Regions from separate parts of the Mus musculus genome. Here region 1 is linked to region 2. Evidence: chromatin loops called from intact Hi-C (ENCODE). Cell type or tissue: left cerebral cortex. All regions are shown on one strand. Links, peaks and the distances in the headings refer to the core of each region. The heading gives the core; the rest is flanking DNA. Region 1 holds the start of Fut9 (fucosyltransferase 9). Region 2 overlaps Fut9 (fucosyltransferase 9).

What was found. Hi-C counts contacts between places; a loop is a spot of excess contacts. Peaks named below come from ENCODE experiments on the same cell type or tissue, not always from the same donor. Only the 100,000 strongest peaks of a DNase experiment are listed, where the experiment ranks them.
Region 1: a loop joins it to region 2, with 2.7 times the contacts of the local background. A loop is called at or near these places in 3 of 42 quality-filtered maps.

Annotation. Positions count from the first base shown.
Region 1 is chr4:25,796,902-25,805,243 of GRCm38, reverse strand. Fut9 (fucosyltransferase 9) reads left to right here and starts at 5,241. Exons shown (of 3, transcript NM_010243.3): 1 at 5,241-5,655. In left cerebral cortex, for the core only: a CTCF peak has its summit at 5,069; DNase peaks (open chromatin) are centred at 5,340, 6,053, 6,611, 7,600 and 2 more places; H3K4me3 peaks cover 4,015 bases; H3K27ac peaks cover 3,948 bases.
Region 2 is chr4:25,717,346-25,725,687 of GRCm38, reverse strand. The region is part of intron 1 of Fut9 (fucosyltransferase 9); the gene reads left to right. Among named protein-coding and RNA genes, the nearest start is that of Fut9, 78 kb to the left of the region's middle. In left cerebral cortex, for the core only: no CTCF peak of the experiment used is centred there; DNase peaks (open chromatin) are centred at 2,862, 3,929, 5,218 and 7,494; H3K27ac peaks cover 3,628 bases.

The sequences.
Region 1 (8,342 bases), core at 202-8,201, 80 kb before region 2:
ATATTGGATGAAAAGACAAGCATGATCAAAGCCTAGCCCAGTTGTGGTCAAAGAGGCCTCCACTGCTGGCTGATGAGAGCAGATATGGAGACCTACAGCCAAACAGTAAGAAGAAAGGAAGGCCAAATGGAAATCTCCGCTGTGTCCATTCCCTTGAAGCTCTAGGAACCCCATGGAAAAATATAGGAAGAATTGTAGGAGCTAGAGAGGATGAGGACACCAGGCAAACACAGCCCACAAAATCAAGTAGGACCCATAGAGGCTCATAGAGCCTGAAGCAGCAATCACAGAACTTCCAGGGGTCTTCACTAGGTCCAGTGCATATATGTTACGGTTGTTAGCTTAGGTTTTTGTAGAACTCCTAACAGTGCGTGTTGGTGGGGTCTCTGACCTTTTCATCTGCTCTTAGGATCCTTTTCTTCCTACTGGATTGCCTTGTCTCAACTTAATATGGGCATTTAATCTTATTGTATCGCTTATGTCTTGTTCAGTTCATATCCCTGGGAGGACTGCTCTTCTGTGAAGGGAAACTGAGAAGAAATGGATCTGGGAGAGAGGTTGACATTGCAGTTGGATGTATTGAAAACAAAATGAAAGAAAATAACAAAAAATAAATGAAAAGAAAAAAAAAAGAAAGTCCCAGGAGGAGGAAGAGGAGGAGGAAGAGGAAGAGGAAGAAGATAATGATATTTTTTCCTTAGAAGTTGGCATTCATCATTCTGGGAATATTTATCTGGAAATCATTGTTTCTGTCCAACATAAAAATTGAAATCTTTCATTTTGCACAAAGGTTTCTTAATATATTTAAAAATATTTCTTCTTTTCATTACCAGTTCTTAATCTTCTGGGCCTTCTTTTGTCTAAATTTGCTTGCTTATCCCCACTCATCCTTTTCCTATATTACTTCTCTGGCTTTGATTATTTGTTTTTCCATGTCTCTCCTCACCTTTACCCTTTACCTCAGTACCTACTGTTGCTGTCTTTCTACCATTTTTTGTCCTAACTCATCACTGGTCCTCTTCTCCCACTTCTTTTCTGAACCCTGCCCCCTATATCACCACTTACTATTTTTCTTATCATCATTCTCTAAAACCTTGCATTTCTGTCTGTGGTTTTCATGCTTAGAGGCAAGTCCTTTGCTACACCTTTATAAAGATTCATGTCAGAATATTAAAACAGTTTTTCAACTTCTCCATAGCAACATTTTTATAGTATAACATTTTTAACAACTGACTTATTTCAGCTCCTCTCAAGGATTTTCTTGTTTTTCTATTGATACTGTGTCTATTTTTAGCTCTTCAACATCAACTAAATTAACATATTGTTCATCAAAGTGAGAAAAGGAATCTGTATCTCCAGATTTCCCAAGTCTCAGTAAGCAGCTACTACTTGCAGTCACTGCTCCTGTCTCATCATTCCCTATCCTGTGTCTGTCAGAGATTTACAGGTGGGGTCTCATCTCTCAGAGACTGTGGAGAAGGAAACAATGCAGGTTTCTGCAGCCAGTGTGGTCATCTAGCTTTAGCAGACTCCCCTGAGGCCTGTGCTTTTTCTTTTGTAGTCATCGACCAATTCTTGTTCATAAGTACATTGTGCCAAGGAACATAAATTTCCCCTTCCCAAGTGAAATTCTCAGTTTTCTGAAGTACAGGTCTGTCTGTACATTCTTAGAGAAGATGACATTGGGACCACTCTCAGCAACCCCACCCCTTTCAAGTGACATTTACATTTGATCTTGGCATTTTTGATAAGTTTTTCATGTCTATTCAAACAACCACATTCCAGTTCCTGGCCCCCATAGGTTTGTAGAAACACATTATGGGGCCATTCTTAACTATAGTATAATGCAAAATTACATTTAGTCCAACATCAAAAGTTTCCATAGTCCACAACAGTCTTAAGGATGTAAAGAATCCCTAGTTCAAAATATCTTCTGAGATTCTTGCAATCTTTTAACTGTAATCCCCTATAAAATTAAAAGCAAAAAGCAGATGTCAGAATTCCAACATGTCATGACACAGGGTACACATTACCAATCTAAAAGGTTATAGTAAGGAAATACTGGACCATATCAAGATTAAAAACCAGCTGAGCAACCTCCAGACTCTGCCTGCCCATGTCTGATATCCAACTCCTTTCATTTTGTTGACTTCAACACAGTTGATTCTCTTTGGCTGGTTCCACACCCTGTTAGCAGCTTTCATTAGCATGTATCCCATAGCTCTGGCATCACTAATATCTCCAGTCTCCAAGGCAACTTCAATTTTACAACTACTTGTTCCAATGTATTGAAACTACACATGATCTTCTGGACTCCTCCAAGGGACTTGAGTGACTTCTCCAGCTCTGCCCTCTGTAGCACTCTAGTTCACTCCATTCTACTGCTGCCGCTGTTCTCTGTGGGTATTCCATGGTACTGGCATCTCCAATACGCTGGAGTCTTTTCCTGCAACTAGACATCACCAAAAACCTCTTATAGGCTCTCCTCATGGTACCAAACATCAAATTTTTTGCATGACCCCTTCAGTCCTGGGCCATCAACTGCAATTGAGGCTGTACCTTCACTAATGGCTGTTGCTGGCCTTTTACAGTGTCAGGCCTTAGCTGCTCTCCATGACCACTTTGTGTCTTCAAATCCAGTACCATCTCAAACTAGAGGCAAGAGGCAGAGAGCACACTATAGATGGTAGAAGATTTTTTTAAAACCTCATGCCCACCCTTACTAACATGCCTCATCTAACAAGGTCATATTCCTTAATTCTCCCCTAATAGTTGCAACCACTGGAACCCAACAAAATTTATTAGCCTAAGGAGGTTCCTCTCACTTAAACTACTACACTTATAAAAAACACAATCAAAGGATATGAAATTGAGGTGGGGATAGGGTTAGATTATGGAAGGATTTAGGAGGTAGGGGTTAATAATACAATATATTGTATGAAAGCCCAAAAGTCTCAACTATATGAAAATTATATAAATCACTACATTAAAGTCGGGGATATCCTAATCATATATGAGGAAATTTGTTTTTTGTTGTTATTTTATTTATTTACATTTAAAATGTAAATCTGCCCATGTGATTCCCTCTCCCCTTTGTCTGGAAGTTTGTACTTTATTAATTCTCAGTAACCACAATTAATTAAACAGTTACTGCCATTTGCAAACTTCATGATTCATCTCTGAGTAAGAGTGCTGAGTGGGATATTATGCTTCATCAATCATTACCTTTCCATGTTCTTTAAATGATTAATAATCGGTGGGTCTACCTGGTGTACTGCTGTGTGTACATGCTGGACACAGCAACATGTGCTCTAGAAGCTGAGGCGTCTGGCCCATTGGCCCTTACTGAATAGATGGTCCTCTTATTCTGATCATCAAAAAGACATGAAACCAAATGTTTTCATTGGCATGCATGCTGAACATGAAAGAGTCTAACAAGTTAGAGACACTGTCAAATAGTAACTTATCACTAAAATTTAACTTTTATTTTTCTTCAAGTAAAACAATACAGGAAGAGATAGAAGTTTTTCAATAATATGTAAGGCTGACTTGTTGCAGTAAAAATGTTTTTCACACTGCATTCATAACTGAGAAAGCATTTATTTTAATATGAGTACATTTGTTATATAAGGCATAATTATGTAAAGTAAAATGTCTAAATTATTTTAGAGACTAAGATCCTTTAGCACATGAAGATTTCTACATTCAGAAAAGCAGTGTGAGCCCATGGACACATGCTTGGTGCACATACACACACACACACACACACACGCGCGCGCGCGCGCACACACACACACACACACATGCACACACACACATGCACACACACATGCACACACACACACGCACACACCCACACACACATGCACACACACACATGCACTCACACACACATGCACACACACACATATGCACACACACCCACACACACACCCACACACACATGCACACACACACATGCAACACACACACATGCACACACACACACACACACATGCACACACACACACACATGCACACACACACACACACACACACACACACACACACACACACCCCAGAACTTCCTTTCTCCAGTGCTCTGCTAAGAAGTACAGGGATACTTACTGTATCATTTGAAGAGAGTTTAACTAGACTACTTTTTCTACCTGTATCATTACACACATCATCCACTTGCTTCCTGTCTGCTGCCTATTTCCAATCAGAATGCGAAGATTATGAAACAAAATCAAGGTTCACAGAAATCAGTCAGCGATACTCTGATTGTCGTTATATTTACTAAATGTGTGAATTTATTCCTTGATTCTTGAGTGTAAGAGGAGCCCCTAAATATACTTTCTATATGTATTTGAATCGTAGTCTAAAAGTAAATTTCGAGGATTGACTTGTAGTCCAACAAAATAAACAAAAACTTTGCAAAGTGGAGCTCTATCTATCTATCTATCTATCTATCCATCCATCTATCCTTTCTTTCTCTCTCTTCCTTCTTCCTTCCTTCCTTCCTTCCTTCCTTCCTTCTTTCCTTCCTACCTTTCTTTCTGTCTTTCTATCTATCCATCCATGTATCTATCTATCCATCTATCTTTCTATGTGTCTATCTACCTATGAATTTATATTTTAATGTTGCTTACAGAGAAGAGTCAATTCTGAGCACAACACTGCCCTTCACATTTACAACCTTCCCAAATCACTGAGAATTTGGTTCCAGACAATCTGCCCCTCCTATTTTAGTTTAATTTTAATCACCCCCCAACCTGACCCCGGACTTTAGCTGGTCAACCCCAGTGAAGAACAAACACAGGCAGCAGATACAAGGGACTGGAGAAGGTTGCCTGCATTGAGCTCCCTGCTGTCGCCTTCTGGCTGGACAGTCCGTGCCAAATAGCGCCTGGGGGGTGGGGGTGGGGGACAGCAATAAGGAACTGACAGAAGCGGTTGCTGCAAGTCCACAGTTTGACCTAAAAGGAGAGTGGAGGAGGGTGGCAGACTAAGAGTCTGCATATCGGAGACGCAGCAATGGAACCAGTGGCTATGTGTGCGCGCACAGGTGCCACAGGCCTGGAGAGCAATGCTGTGTCTCTGCAGCCTCCCGACTCAACACACGCGGTGGCTTGCTGAAACTGCATCCGCAGCCGAGCGTGGGTACTCCCAGGCACAGTCACCGGAGGAAGAGCCAAAGGAAAGGGCGCGAAGGGGGTTAGCATGGAGCGGCAGGGTATTGGGGCAAGACCCACAGGCTCATTTTGGAGCTCCTCTGGTGGGAACCTGTACCCGGCTGCTATGCTCCTCCCTTCTCTTCCCAACTCTCGGTGATCATCTCCATCTCCCCTCGCGCATCCCTTCCCCCCTCCCTGCTTTCTTTGCTCTCCCTCCCTGCCGCGTGCCTGCTCCCCTCCCCCTCTCCTGGCTGCTCTGGGCAGCAGCAACCTCGGCAGCCCGGGAGATGGGAAGAGAGCGCGCGGGGCGCTGCAGCTCTGGAGCCCTGGATCTTTCCTCACCCGGTGCCTTGAGACCCCGCCGCCGCTCTCGCCTCTTGGCTACCCCCGGACTCCGGCTACGCTACTAGGACAGCGCCGCCACCACCGCCAGCCCTCGTCCCGCCCGCGCCGCGCTGCCCTCCCGCGCCCTGGATGGAGCTTTCCCTCGCTGGGATCGGTGAGTACCAGAGACTCTAGGGGGTCAGGCACAGGACTGAGCGCCCACCGTACATCGTTAGATGAGGCACCCCGACCACCTGCTGGGTACCCTCCTGGCACAGGTCCCCGGGGACATTTGGTTTTAACTCAACCAGCTTGGAACTTGAACCCTTTCTCTTCCAGAGATAGCTGCTTGTACATCTTAGTCCCTTGTCACCCTCCTGCCCTCCCGCTGCTACCCTCATTCCCCGGGCAGATAGCCTTCTCCTGGTGTCACTTCAAAGAGAGTCATTGCTGCCCTTGTTGTCCCCAGGTTTTTGTGAATTCTGTCTTCTGCCTAGCGCTCGGACCTAGGTTTCTCCACAAAGTCCTCCTCTGACCCACCTTCCCTCAAAGCCTGACCACAGAGTCATTGGTCCTGCCATCCCGTTCCTCCTCAGAGACTTAGTGAATGCTGACCTCATTGCTTCCACATGATGCTGTCTTGAAGCTTTTCTGACACTCACCTCCAAACCCACACTGACACGCGGTGTGTTCTGTTTATTGTGTCTCTGCACCTGGGCTATTAAGGTGATAATCAACCATGGAAAGAGGACAAAAACAGGAAATCTTTTGGGACTAAACTTTTTGTCATTGTTTCAAAGTGCCCAACTATTTACATCGCTTAGATTCCTTCTTGTCTGAGGGCTTGTCCGCTGAGCACAAGGAAGGGCCCATATTATTTTACCTGTTATCACAGAATCTACCTTTTTTTCAGGTTTAGAGCAGAGCACCTTACACAGTCCAGCTGTGAATCTCCCTAAGCTACGCCACCAAATCTCGGCGGCAACTTTTAAGGATAGGCAGCTTTTTTAAAAAGAGGTGGAACCAGACATACCGTTTACAATCGCTTTATTATTGTTGTTATGATTTTAAATTTCAATAAGTTAAAGCCCTTATTTCCTTTGTGTTTATTGACCTAAGAGCGGAAGGTTGTACAGAGAACTTCCACACCACGCGCTTCAGGGGCGGTGTAGGTGTAGTCTCTAGCTATCCTAATGAGTTTCCTGAATGCAGCAGACCTTCCTGCTGGAATCAGGCTTATCATTTGTGGTTAGCTTGAACAAAAATAAGCATTGTGTTCAAAGAGTGAATCTGACGGGGAGTGGAGGGTTCCTGTGAACAGGAAAGGAGGTGATTTAAATACTAAAATTTGTATTCAAGATTCCTCTGTGCTGTAGTGAAAAGCAAGATCCCATACAACTTATGATTTACATTCAAACAACTTGTAAAATATTGTGTGGCGGCATCTTACTGCACAGACGTGAACATAGGGTTAATGTTTAAGGAAAATTGGGAGTATTCAAAGAAATGTAAGAAACTTTGAAGGGGAATACCCTATTTAAGAATGGACTGTGTGAATAAGTGTTTTGATATTACTGTAAGCAATTTAGGGGGAATGAGACTTGACTTGCCATTCTCCTGTTTGCAGTTGGTGGAGAGGATGATGTTTTCAGTCCTCTTCTTGGACAGGCGATTCTCCCTCTATATAAAATAGAAAGGGAAATTTGATCAAATATACGATGAGTTTGTTTACCAATGATTACCTTTAAAATCCCACCTTTCCCATTGTCAAGCATTTTATTTCACTTTGCTTTCTTGGTAGTCCTTGTCTCAGGGCAGGAGCAAAGTGACCAGCAGTGGTTTTCAGCAAATGTGTTCAGCTGCACCAAAATTCACGAGGGCCAGGTGTACTACTGTTGGTTTCCTAAATACAGAAATTTGCCTAATTAACCTTACTGTTGGACTAAGAAAAATACTCAAAACTATGTATTTAAGTTTGCAACTGCTGCAGACATTCACATATGGCATGCCGAGTGGACAATAGGCGACTTAGAAGATGAATTAAAGAATCTTTTAAATTTCCCTCTGGAGATATTTGTATTTTGTTTAGCAATAGGGTAATTGGTATGTACAGTATATCCAGCAATAATGAGTCTTCACTGAATAGATACGTCACAGTTGAACGAAGCAGAGCTTGGAGTAATGCTGAATGCTCTGTTTTTGTGGTAAGCAGAAGTTGAGATCAAAGCATTCTAACAGCATTGTAGTTTATGTCAAAATATTAACACTGCCTAAGAATCATCTATGAACATGAAAATGAATTTCTCATAAAATAGAGCAGAGGTTCTTGTTATGGATTCTTATACAGAAGTCAAAACCCTTCTGGATTTAAAGGTCCTGTAGTTAGGAAGACTCTGCAAAATCATCAAATATAACAGATGAAGAGACAGGAACACCAGTATTGGAATGGTGCATTGGTGAGTGTGTGATGCTCTTCTTTACATTGCTACCAAGAGGACAGGTGTAAAGTCAATATTTGCCTTGGCAAAGGGGATTAGCAGTTGTGTAAATGACACAGGAATTTCATCAACAAGTTGCCTTTAGTCCATGCATGGTTTTACTGAGAATGTAAGGTGAAGAGATAAAGGCTGAGGGAGATGACGAACATGGGGTGAAAATAAAGAACCTGTGACCACCAGCTTGAAACTTACCCAGATGACGATAACTGAGCACAATCCCTAAAGTTTTAGGTAGTAGCTGTTTCCCAATGTGATTTTTCAGAAGCCTCCTTTTTTTTTTTTAGGAAAAAAAACTAACACAACATTTTCTCCTTTTTATGAAGTGATTATTTCTAGAATCTGAGATGCAAAGGCAAACTCATGT
Region 2 (8,342 bases), core at 288-8,287:
GGCATGTAAAGTTTGCAAGACCAAGGGGCCTCTCTTTCCAATGATGGCCGACTAGGCCATCTTCTGCTACATATGCAGCTAGAGACATGAGCCCTGGGGGTACTTGTTAGTTCATATTGTTGTTCCACCAATAGGGTAGCAGACCCCTTTAGCTCCTTGGGTACTTTCTCTAGCTCCTCCGTTGGGGACACTGTGATCCATCCAATAGCTGACTCTGAGCATCTACATCAAGGTTTGCCAGTCACCGGCATAGCCTCACAATAGACAGCTATATCAGGGTCCTTTCAGCAAAATCTTGCTGGCGTATGCCAGTTTTCCTTTTAATAAAGACTTGCATTTCAGGAAGACATTTCTAATGGGGCCATATTTTCATTGTTTTCGAAATCTTCCTGGGCTAGCTTTTTGCTAGAACACACAAGTACTTTTTATGATATATAGTGAATTCATATTTATGTACCAATTGAAATATCATATCACCAGTGGAACATTCTGCCTCCAGTCAACCCCCTACCAGTATAAATTCACATGCTTATATATAAATACATGAAAAATAATGTAATACAATAATATCATTGATACCTGTCATTAATGAGCACTAACTACCCATCTTAAAGCATCACAAATCCAGGATGGTTTTGCTTTTACTAGTCTTACAGAGAACTAAAGTTCAATTCCTAGAATCTATTAGGTGACTCACTACCATTTGCAACTCCAACTTCAGGAGGTCTGATATCCTCTTTTGAAATATGTAGGCATTATGTGCATCACATATATATTATTTCAAAAATAATAAATACTTAAAAATCAGTAATATTTAATATGTACCAAAGTCATTATGATTATAACTCTTGATTTGCTCCAAAGTTCATAATATTCCTTTGAACCTCTAAAGAAAAATCCTTCAGTTGTCTACACATGCTGATTGAATCCTTTTCTCAATATTTCTCTTGGATTCTAATCAGACTTACTGCACCATTCACCATAGTTTGTTGTTGTTGTTGTTGTTGTTGTTGTTGTTGTTGTTGTCTAAGAGCCATTTATAAACTGGTGATGCCAAGAAAAGCAAAGGACCAGGCCCCAGTTTCCTTGAACTTTAAGCAGCATTTGGGGGAGTCAATCCTCCTTTAGACATCTTGTATTCTAAGACAGTATATTTTTATCATTTTTTTGTCTTTTGTTTTTTGGCATGTCACTAGAACCCACTTTTTCTAATTTATTCAATATCTGAATCTCTGTAGCTTGTAAAGTGCAACCCTTCCTGATTTTACTTATTTATTTATTCATTCATTTATTTATTTTGGTTATCGCACTGATAATTCATACTGATAATGTATTTAGTATACTGACCCTTGAGGTAACAAGCAGTTGGGGGTGGGGCATAGCTATCAACCTCTCCTTATTTCTATCTCAGCTTCTTTATTGGGGGAAAATAAACACCCAGCAACCTGGGAATTAGAGCAGTATCTACGATAAAACATTCAGAATGTTAAATGAATTAATATCTACAAAAGGCCAAAGGTAAGGTCTGGCATTGTATGTGAGCTGGGATTTAATCTATACCCCGGTGACTTATAAAAATCTACTAACCCAGATTTTCACAATGAAACTGTGGATCAAATATCCAACTACCTATATTTGGACTCTATGTTCCACTTCAGTTTCAACGTGCACGTCAAACTTTTATGCATAACATGTAAAACTTTATCAATCCAGTTAACTGACTCAATGCCAACAACATCCAAATGCAAAGGCTAAGAGAATTGGAAGCATATTTGTCTTTTCTTTTAAGGCCAACCAAGTAACAACCGAATATAAAGTTGTTTTGCCTTCACATTATTTTAGTTTACCTCAACCATGTTACGTCACGATCTCAACCATCAAAATACTTCAACTTACGTGTTGCCTAAGCTTGATGTTCACGTCTGAAACATTTTTTTTATAAAAGAAAAGTTTAATTAAATATTTCCTCTGCTTAAAAAGTTCCTGTGACTTCCTTTCTCCAAAATTCCGAGCTGAAACCATTACTCTCTCTAACAAGACTGTAACTTAGCACTACTAAGGGGAGTGTGAAGTAGCAGAGCAACTCTGTAAAGCAGTGTGAAAGTTCTTAAAGACAGACAACACCCAAGGTGCTAGATAAGCCAGATATACCAGGCCTGAGTTATATTACATACATAAAGTATGAAAAACATAGTCATAAATATAGAATGACAAGTACTTTGTACTTTTACTCATAAAATATTAAAGAAAACAAATAAATAATTATATATATAATATATATACACACACACACATATATATATGTATATATGATATAAGTGTTTTGTGTGAGTGTGTGTGTCTGTGTGTGTGTGTGTTTGTATTTGAGAGTAGTGATTTACAGCTTTAACTCCAGCACTTGGGAGGCAGGGGCACACAGATCTCTGTGAGTTCGTGTCCTGATTGCTAAGAGAGCCAGAGAAGAGTGAGCAGACAGAGAAGAGAGAAGGGCAATTAAGAGTGCAGTCACGAGTCTGTATTTAAAGCACTATATCTACATGAAGGAAAAGGTCACACTGTAAACATTAATCCATGCAACTGATATACATTAGTTAAAACAGACAAACAAAAAAAATTAAAATGAAAAATCATATAAGAGAATCACTTCCAAATAAAGATACAACATATTCCAGAGCAGCCCAGATGTTCTAAGTACATTCTGAGATGAAAGAACTCTCCCTGAAAATGAAAGACCTTGAAAGGCACCCAGTTGAATCCCTGTTCCCAGTATGGATGAAACACATTGCTAGCTTAAGAAAATGAAGATAAGATTTGAAGGTGGATAACTCGGGAGAATAAATAACTTTAGGTGCCTCTTACTAGACTCTAGGTCTTATTTTCTCAAAGTATTTTTAAATCACAGCTTCAAAGCTCACACATTCTCATCACATTCTCATCACATTCTCTGCTAGGCAGTGTTTCAGAGAAAACACATTGATGCTTTTGCCACACTCACTACATACATTGTTCTTGCCATAGTTCAAAATTCCAGTAATATTTTAGGAGACATTTTCCCTCGTGATACACAATAGTCTATCATTTGGCTAAAACTATAGATTGTTTTTTGTTTGTTTGTTTGTTTGTTTGTTTGTTTTTAAGCAAAAGAATATAAACTGAATTTTCCCATTTCTCCATTCCTTAGCAAATTTCAGGTTTAACTCTGTATTCTTGCTTTCCAAATTCATTGTCAGTTTTAACAAATTGCTCTAGTCTTTCAGAGTCTTTGAAAATTGTACTAAAGCCATCGCTAGATTTCTCAGCATGCCTTGTCTATGATTGAATTGTTGGCTTTTAATTTATAATTATAGGCAGATTCATTAGTAAGGTATCTGTGACTTTAAAGTCTGGCCTGAGTCACTAACCACTTCCCTTTGGTAAACCAAAGTATCCCACATCATTATTAACTACACTACCGAGCTTTCAAATCCATGTGCATTTACGTGTTCCACAGCTATATCTTACAAGTTATTTTATCTTACTAAAATCCAGTTGATTCAGGTAAAACACAGATTCATGTGTAGAATATTTTCCCTGAGATTGAGTTGCATGCTTCCCCACTGTAGCCCATAGACCTCTCTACAAACTCCTGCCATGGACTTTAGTAAAATGTACCATGATATCCATTTGCAACCGCCTCACATGTCTTTTATGAATGAGTTTTGCCTTCAGTTTTCTCTATTATCAGAAGGTGCACGTAGAAGTTACTCCATCAATGCTTATTAAATTAACAAGTAACCAAGATTCTCATCGTTTCATCTTAAATATAGAGTTCTACATAAAGTTTACAGCTTTCTCTGAAATTATTGTAGGAAGCAAATTGCTAAAATGACTCACAACAGTCTGGGGGAAGAGAGAAGCCAGCGCCTCACTTAAAATGCTATTTTTGCTTCATGAACATATGGGCCCTGTCCGTTTTGTAACCGAAAGAAAATTCCATTCTTCCAAACAAAACTGCATGTTATTGTGATCTCTCCTCTGTTGCTACTTTTACAAAACACCTTTGCATTTCTTTATGAAATGTCAGGAACAGTATCTCATTAGCACCCATGAGACAGAGAACTAAGACTTGAAGTACCTTGGAGTACCTCACTGAAAATCAAATGAAAATGTCAAAGTGCAGTAAAATCATGCTTTTTTGGAGTATAACTTGAGGTCATTTATGTCTGCGTTTTCAGGGCCAGAAACTTTTTTAAAAGCCAAATTCCTACAAGGAAAGGCTCATCAATAAATAGTCAGTGTCCCTGCACTTAGATTGAGTAATTAGTTTCAATGGCAGACTAAAAAAATTCAATGGAATGAGAACACAGTGACCTTGAATTTTATATAGCATCTTTCCTAATTGAACTGTAAGCTAGCCCTTGAGATTGTTATTCAGTCTACTACAAAAAGGACAATGGAATATCAATAAATCTCCTCTGATTTGTGAATTAGTTTTCAAAACGCTAATGTTGAGTCAAAATGGCTCGAATTTATTTCCAATACAATAGCAAAGGAAAAAATTACTTGTTCTTACTCAACCACTTGTATTTACAGGCAATACATTCACAAGGAAATTTGCAAGGGCCGTTTATAAAAGTAATGGTCACATTGGGAGTTGAACGTGTTTCTAATTTTTGTTTTAATCATGCAATGTCCTAAGAATTAATTTAAATTATGAAAATGATTACTTCATTTAAATCTCCTTTAATCTTAAAAACCTACTTGAGCCAATGGTAAAGCATAATATTGAGACTGTAGAGTGCAAGCTTAATTATAAGAAATCTTTGGACATGATATGCAATTAACTATGGAAGAACCGAGGTTTGGGGAAGAAATTTAATAAGCAATTAAGAGTTAAAAATCTACACTAGAGGGTTAGTATGTAGAATTAAACAAGCCTTAAAGGAAGTACTCAGCAAGGGCAAAAATGCAAACAAAAGCTCTAAAAAGGTAATTTGAGGATATAATTTGAAATGGTGGACAGACTTGTGTAATTGATTTGTGTTTGGGGCATACAAAGACAAGAAGAAAAGGACATATGTAGTTGAAGTTTGAAGACCATCCATGTCTTTCCAAATTTAACTGCTGAGACTTTAGCTCTAGTAGTGAGGAATTATGAGACTGTCTGAGTTTTGTAAATAGGAACAGGATGTGGGAAATATCTGTCACAAGAGAGAAGATGTAAAACACTTAAACAACCCAGTGGAAATAGCAGTGCAAACGGGACAGAAGGGAATCCAGAGACGTATTACATGATTTCCAGTCAGAATTGAGATTTTCTCTTTACAGGAAAGTGAAGCTGGATGTGGCAAGCATAGCGTGACAGGATCATACACTTTCCCCTCTGCCAACTCCTCCCTTCCTTTCTCCCAAAAAACTTAAGGGTCTTCAGGTTCTCTCTGTCTCTCTGTGTCTGACTCTTTCTATCTCTCTCTCCCCCGTCTCTCCTCCTCTCTCTCCCCTCCAGCCTCTGTCTCTCTCTGTATCTGGGTCTCTCTCTTCTCTCTTCTCTCTTCTCTCTTCTCTCTTCTCTCTTCTCTCTTCTCTCTTCTCTCTTCTCTCTTCTCTCTTCTCTCTTCTCTCTTCTCTCTTCTCTCTTCTCTCTCTCTCTCTCTCTCTCTCTCTCTCTCTCTCTCTCTCTCTCTCTCTCTTCTCCCCACCTCTCTGTCCCCCTCTGTCTCTCCTTCCCTCTCTCTCTCAAAAAAGAAAGAAAAGAAAACTAATAAACAGCAATAGAAATAAAGGAAAAGTCAAAGGTCCAAATAAACACAACCCCTGAGAACATACACATGAATAACCAGATATAGGCCAATCAACTTACATTTAGAAATGTATATGTGTATCCATATAATCATGTAATAACATTTAATGGAAAAAGAAGACAGAGATTTGAAAGAGTAAAGAGGGGCACGTGGGAGGATTTGGAAGGAGAAGTGACAAAGAAGAAATGATACAGTTTTATTAGGATATCAAATCATTTTTAAATTCAAAAGCAAACACAACAAAATAAAACTTGAAGTCCATTTTGTGTGAACCATCTACTCCTAGCTATAGGGCTTTCCTTGGCGTGTGATTGACAAACTAAGTGTCACTTCATTGGAACAACCTGATCTTTTTTTCTCAGTAGTCAATTGTAAATAGCTTCTTGGTTAGGGGTGGGACATTTTGTGTGTTTTTGGTCTCAGTAAGTGATGTTGGTTAGAACCTGTTTGGGTCTTTTGGGTGTCATCACAGTTTCTGTTAGCTTATTTGCATATCAATCCGTTGTGTCTGAAAAGACACTGTTCCCTTTGTATCATCCACTAACTCTTGCTCCTACAAACTTTCTTCACCTCTTCAGTGTACATCTTTTATCTTAGAACACATGGATTTGATAAAATATATCAGTCACAAAAGGTAGACTTACAATAGAAATGAAAATCTACATAGATTTTAACCTCATTTTACTCTGTAGTTCAGGCTAGCCTCAAGCAAAAAAGATCTCCCTGCCTCTACCTCCCGAATCCTGGGATTAAAGGCATGCTACACTACCACTCTCAACTTAACTTGAACATCCTTAGTCTTGAAAAAAAATGATAAATATTTGTGTGCACATGCTCACAAGCACACACAAATCTTCAAGAATAAATTCTAATGAAAATCTTAAGAAAACAAATATGAACCTTCCTTGTATGTTCATTCTCGTGATGGCTATTTTTCTCATTGGAGAGAAAAGAAACATTTCCTCTTTCATACTCTCCCTCATTACCCAATTAACATCACAAGAACCCAGATTTTTTAGCCCACAATGAACCCAAAATGTTTAAGTATGAAGATACATGTAACTAATAAGCAGAGCTGTTGGCCCATTTGTTTCCATGCATGGATGTTTGTATCTATTGTATTAAGACATATATACTTTTACAAGGTAGTTGGTAGATGTTTCTATAAAATGTCATGAAATTTCCCTGATTTATGTTTCTTTACATATATTGAAATGCCAGGTATCTATATGGAATTAACTAGAAGTTCCGTTACAGGGATCAGTTTTTAATTTGCCTGCATGCGCAAAGGATGCCATTATCCACTGGAATGGCAAATCAGTACTCATCAAAAACTTTGCATGTGAACAAATTAAATTTGTCTTAATTAAAAACATAGCTTTATATTAGTCAATCATTAACCAGAACAAGAACTCTGGGCCCTTTATTTCTTATTGAAAAAATTAACACATGATTATTTTTTCCTTTTATTAGAATCTTCTGTCATGAGATGTTTTGTAAAGTGAGAATTTGATGTTTGGGTACTTTCCTTCAAAATGTGCAATTTAAAAGGCTGGAAGATGGCTGAGTAAGAGGAAGATTGTTCTAGAGGATACAAGTCTGGCTCCTAACACCAAGATCGTGAGGTTCACAACTGCTACCATCTCCAGTTTCATAGGATCTTCTACCTTCTGCATGTACCTGCACACATACACACACACACACACACACACAGAGACACACAGACACACACACACTCACACACACACAGAGAGAGAGACACACACACACAGACACACACACACTCACACACACAGAGAGACACACAGACACACACACACTTACACACTCACACACACACACACACACACACGCATGTGCGCACACATACACACACATGCATATACACTCAAATTAAAAGAAGTTATATTTAAATTTTCTTTCTCAAAGTTTTCCTAGAGGATTTATAGATATGCTGATGCTATAATCATCTGTAATTTAGAGACATTTTAAGATTTCAGTTGTCATAATTACATATGACTCATTGAATTTGAGTTCCAAGTCAATTCATCTTAAGATATAGATAGATACTCTTGGTTCCATGACCCAGAAAAAAAATAGCAAAGCGAATAGTTAAGTTGACATTCTCCATCCAGATATACTAAACTGTGTGTCTATGCATAACATATGCAATAACATATATGTAATAACATATGCAATGAACATCCATACTGAGACACGTTTTGAGACAACTGCCAGATGACTTTGATGGTGAAGACAATGATAAAGGCCAAGAGAATATAAGGCAACACCCAGGGTTTCTCTTGTTACCATTTAAAAAGTAACTGGAAGAGATGCGTAGGCTACTGGTGCCCAGCCAGGCAACCTATGCTGTCAGTCAGCTTGAAAGGTGAAAGAGGAGTAGCTTGAGAATTATTACAGGTAATAACATACATAATGAGTTCATGTTGAGTCAAAAGACTTTACCTATGTCAATGTCTATATCCTATCTATCTATCTATCTATCTATCTATCTATCTATCTATCTATCTATCATCTATCTATATCTATCTATCTTTCTAA